Linked DNA regions of Homo sapiens: region 2 is linked to region 1. A link is an interaction called in ENCODE POLR2A ChIA-PET data of the cell type or tissue named here. Cell type or tissue: A673. All regions are shown on one strand.

What was found. ChIA-PET counts read pairs that join two places held together with the same protein. Peaks named below come from ENCODE experiments on the same cell type or tissue, not always from the same donor. Only the 100,000 strongest peaks of a DNase experiment are listed, where the experiment ranks them.
Region 2: POLR2A ChIA-PET joins it to region 1 with 5 read pairs; 2 of 35 experiments call an interaction of 5 or more read pairs at or near these places.

Annotation. Positions count from the first base shown.
Region 1 is chr3:194,815,498-194,817,997 of GRCh38, forward strand. The region is part of intron 3 of LOC105374292 (a long non-coding RNA gene); the gene reads left to right. Among named protein-coding and RNA genes, the nearest start is that of LINC01972, 48 kb to the left of the region's middle. In A673, no CTCF peak of the experiment used is centred here; DNase peaks (open chromatin) are centred at 1,404 and 1,754.
Region 2 is chr3:195,686,189-195,688,688 of GRCh38, forward strand. It overlaps MIR570HG (MIR570 host gene), which reads left to right and starts at 2,310. Exons shown (of 5, transcript NR_122105.1): 1 at 2,310-2,500. It also overlaps the pseudogene SDHAP2. In A673, no CTCF peak of the experiment used is centred here; a DNase peak (open chromatin) is centred at 1,403.

The DNA.
Region 1 (2,500 bases):
TGTAGCCATCTCCAGCCACCCTTGGCATGTGGTAGGGACTCACTCAATATGAGGTGCTGTTCTTTTTGTTATCTCCATACAGAATCTTATGACGGGAAAGCTCAAACTTATTATCTTGCAGGTTTCCTTATAGAGGTTTTTTTTTTTTTTTTTCACAGACTAGTAAGATTTCCAGAAAACAAGGGATCAGTACAGGGTTGACAACTTTTATTTTTCTGAGCAAGTCCATTGAAACAAACTATCATTCATTAGTACCATACTTTCATTAAAAAGGGATAACTTCACACACAATCACACACACGCACACGCACACACTCAGATTAGAAATGACATAATATCAGGATAATGCAGCCTTTTAAAGTTGGGAACAATTCAATTTGTAAAACACGTACTACAGGCCAGGCGCAGTGGCTCACGTCTGTAATCCCAGCACTTTGGGAGGCCAAGGCAGGTGGATTACCTGAGGTCATGAGTTCAAGACCAGTCTGGCCAACATGGTGAAACCCCCTATCTACTAAAAATACAAAGAAATTAGCTGGGTCTGGTGGCAGGTGCCTGTGATCCCAGCTGCTCAGGAGACTGAGGCAGGAGAATTACTTGAACCCGGGAGACGGAGGTTGCAGTGAGCCTAGATTGCGCCATTGCACTCCAGCTTGAGTGACAGACTGAGACTCCATCTCCAAAAAAAAACTACATTGTGATTTTTTTCATTTCCCCATTATTCAGTTTGGTGAGAACTGTGTCATATGCTGACAACTCTCCGAAGATCTGTACTTGAGACCCATTGCTTCAGTTCATTTGATCCCCAAAACAACAATGTGAGGAAAACTGGGTAGGGATTAAAGCAGTATTGCCATTTTATAGGTAAGCAAACCGTCGAGGCAAGATGATGTTCTTTTGAGCTCGCAGTGTCTGTTCTATTCGTTAGGATCACGTTCATCGTCAACAGAACCCTTACTGGAGTATTTCCTAAGTGCCATACAGGGTGCTAAGTCCCTTACAAGCATGAGCCCCTCTAATCCTCACAGCCACCCAGTAACTGAAGGGTGCTATCATTCCTCATTTTAATAATAGCTAAAGCGAGGGTTAGACAGCTTAACTCTCCAAGGTCCAGGGTCACACATAGAGTGAGTGGCAGAACCAGGATTCAAACCCAGGTTTAGACTACTCCAAAGCTGCCCCGCTTTATGGATTTTGATCTGCCTGCGGTCACTAGCTGGTAAGAGGGAAACTGACTACAAACCCTGAGCATTCTGACTCCTGGCCCGCTGCTTCCCCCTGGGGTAAAGGTCTGAGTGGGTGTCTCTGCCTCTTCCTGCTGCTCCATCTGTCCGGATACACCATCACTTGGCTCCATTAAGTTTTGTTGACTAAAGAAAGAAGTAAGCTTTTAAAGAATTAAAGTTAGTTTTATTTCAACGTTTTATTGAGGATTATCGCCGGGGGGTAGACTTTTAGAGGGTTTTATTAGACTGTGTTAAGTTAGTACTTTAGTTTATAGTTTATACACAGATTGTGAAGATTTAGTATGTGTAAAAGTTTGTCTAAGTTTGGGTGTACGAGTATATTTGGTTATAGTTTGTAGGGATAGGTATTAACCTAGACAGGTGTTATTTTACGTGTAGGAGAAGGCAACTTAGATATAATTGCCAGTGGGAACCTGGGACTGGGGTCAGAAGCTGAGCAAAGAATCCAGCATAAGAATTCTTTACATTATCGGCTTGACTTTTATAACCAGCAGTGAGCTAAAGGCACTTGCCTCTTCCGCCTACTGGGACATAAAACTCAGCCAGGAAAGGCAAAGAACCTCTTAGCACACTACTCCTAATGGGTTATGAGTCTAGCAGATACTGGTGAAGGTGGAACTCTCCAGGACTGTCTTAATCTGTTTTGTGATCTGGATTAGGGAACAAAGCTGCATCCCTGTTCCCTGTCTGAATGAGCAGTTCCCATTTTATAAGCGCAGAATAAACACGGAAAGTGAGTTGTTCCTAGTCTTCCAGTCAACTGAACGTTAGGTGCAGAATCTCCCATACAGCTGGGCAGTCCAAGTCTCTGCCTCAACCCTGCACTTCAGATGGCCCCAGTGTAGGCCTTACTCCAGCTCCAGGTGGGGAAATCCACAGGGTCAGGGGCCATGCCAGCAGCAGCCCCTGCAGCCTCTTCCAGACCATGACACAGACACATGGGATGACAGAATTTCTGGATCAAATGGCTGGGAGCCACCTCTGTGGCCTGAACTAGCCTCTTGCCCAACCTGCAGAGGTCAGGATGTACCTCAGACAGGAGAAGAGGGGCACTGTTTCCAAGTCTGACTGTGGGTCGATCGTGCGTGCTCCTTACCCCGCCTCACACAGAGACTCACACTCCTTCTCTCCCCAGCCCTTTCCCACCAGAGCCAGCAGGAGAATGGAGATTCACTTTCTAAATAAGTTTAACAGAAGGGACTTTGACTTGAGGGCCACTAGGATCAATGGAGGGTAGTGGGGTGCCGCACAGG
Region 2 (2,500 bases), 870 kb after region 1:
GTCATATTTGTTGACCTAAAAATCAAATGTAATTATCTTTGTATTCTGTTACATCAAAATCCAGATATTTTGTTGCAGTTTCTTTTTTTTTTTTTTTTTTTTGAGACAGGGTTGGTGCAGTCTCAGCTCACTGCAGCCTCAAACTCCTGGGCAGCTCAGGTGATCTTCCCGACTCAGCCTTCTAAGTAGCTGGGGCTACAGGTGTGCACCACCACGCCCAGCTCATTTATTTTGTAATTGTAGGGACAGGGTCTCACTTTGTTGCCTAGGCTGGTCTCAAACTGCTGGGCTTAAGTGATCGTTCCTCCTTGGCCTCCCGAAGTGCTGGAATTATAGGTGTGAACCACCATGTCTGGCCTTGTAGTTTATTTCTAAGTTCAAATTAATGTTGGTGCTTTTCCTCCTTTTTTCTTAGCAGATGGTTTGCTAGGTGAGTGTGTCCTCGATTCTTTAAATCAGGGGTCCCCAATCCCCAGGCCACAGATTGTTCCAGTCCATGGCCTGTTAGGAACCAGGCCACACAGTAGGAGGTGAGCAGCCAGCCAGTGAGCATTACTGTGTGAGCTCCGCCCCCTGCCAGAGCATTACTGTGTGAGCTCCACCCCCTGCCAGAGCATTACTGTGTGAGCTCCGCCCCCTGCCAGAGCATTACTGTGTGAGCTCCGCCCCCTGTCAGAGCATTACTGTGTGAGCTCCGCCCCCTGCCAGAGATTACTGTGTGAGCTCCGCCCCCTGGCAGAGCATTACTGTGTGAGCTCCGCCCCCTGGCAGAGCATTACTGTGTGAGCTCCGCCCCCTGCCAGAGATTACTGTGTGAGCTCCGCCCCCTGTCAGAGCATTACTGTGTGAGCTCCGCCCCCTGCCAGAGTATTACTGTGTGAGCTCTGCCCCGTCAGAGCATTGCTGTGTGAGCTCCGCCCCCTGCCAGAGTATTACTGTGTGAGCTCCACCCCCTGTCAGCATTACTGTGTGAGCTCCACCCCCGTCGGCATTACTGTGTGAGCTCCGCCCCCTGCCAGAGCATTACTGTGTGAGCTCTGCCCCCTGTCAGAGCATTGCTGTGTGAGCTCCGCCCCCTGCCAGAGTATTACTGTGTGAGCTCCACCCCCTGTCAGCATTACTGTGTGAGCTCCACCCCCGTCAGCATTACTGTGTGAGCTCCGCCCCCTGCCAGAGCATTACTGTGTGAGCTCCGCCCCCTGCCAGAGCATTACTGTGAGCTCTGCCCCCTGTCATCATTACTGTGTGAGCTCCGCCCCCTGTCATCATTACTGTGTGAGCTCCGCCCCCTGCCAGAGCATTACTGTGTGAGCTCCGCCCCCTGCCAGAGCATTACTGTGTGAGCTCCGCCCGCTGTCATCATTACTGTGTGAGCTCCGCCCCCTGTCATTACTGTGTGAGCTCCGCCCCCTGTCATATCATTACTGTGTGAGCTCCGCCCCCTGTCATATCATTATTGTGAGCTCCGCCCCTGTCATATCATTGCTGTGTGAGCTCCGCCTCCTGTCAGATCAGTGGTGGCATTAGATTCTCATAGGAGTGGAATCCTGTTGTGAACTGCGCATGAGAAGGATCTAGGTTATGCCCCGCTTATGAGAATCTAATACTGATGATCTGAGATGGAACCGTTTCATCTCCAAACCATCCCCACACTTGTCAGTGGAAAAAGTGTCTTCCGTGAAACCAGTCCCTGGTGCCAAAAAGGTTAGGGACTGCCGGTTTAAATAACCAAATGCTAAAAGAACTGGCATAGAAGTAAATGGGCTGCTGCTTTATTTTTAGGCTGTTCTTTTTAGAGAGCAATGACAGTTATTTCCAAGTTTGTCATTAGAAAATAATATTAGGTTGGAGCAAAAGTAATTGCAGTATTTGCCATTGCTTTCAATGGTAAAAGGCACAATTACTTTTGCAGCAACTTAATATTATAAATTTGTTCTTAAAGTGTATTTTTGATAAGAAAGCCGTTTTGTTTTTCCTTCTGTTAATTTTTTGTTTTTTTCTTGGTCGAGACAGAGTCTTGCCATGCTGCCCAGGCTGGAGTGCAGTGGTGTGATCTCGGCTCACTGCAGCCTCCACCTCCTGGGCTCCAGCAGTCCTCCCACCTCAGCCTCCCTAAGAGCTGAGACTACAGGTGTGAGCCACCATGCCTGGCTAATTTTTAGAGACAGGGTTTCACCCTCTTGCCCAGGCTGGTCCCAAACTCCTGGGCTCAAGCAGTCCTCCTGCCTCAGCCTCCCAGAGTATTGGGATTATAGGTGTGAGCCACTGCCAGAAAAACGTTTCCTAAGACAAGGCAGGTCTTACATTATATTTAAATTTTTTTTAATGATGTCTTTTTTGGCAGTGCACAGCCAGAGGACAACACATCACACACAAGAAACAGTTGTGCTCATGTGATGGGGGCCTCAGCACTAGGAAGGAGTGGACTGTTGGCGCACGCAGCAGCTTGAATAAATCTGAAAGTCACTACGCTGCGTAAGAGAAGCCAAATAAAGCGCAT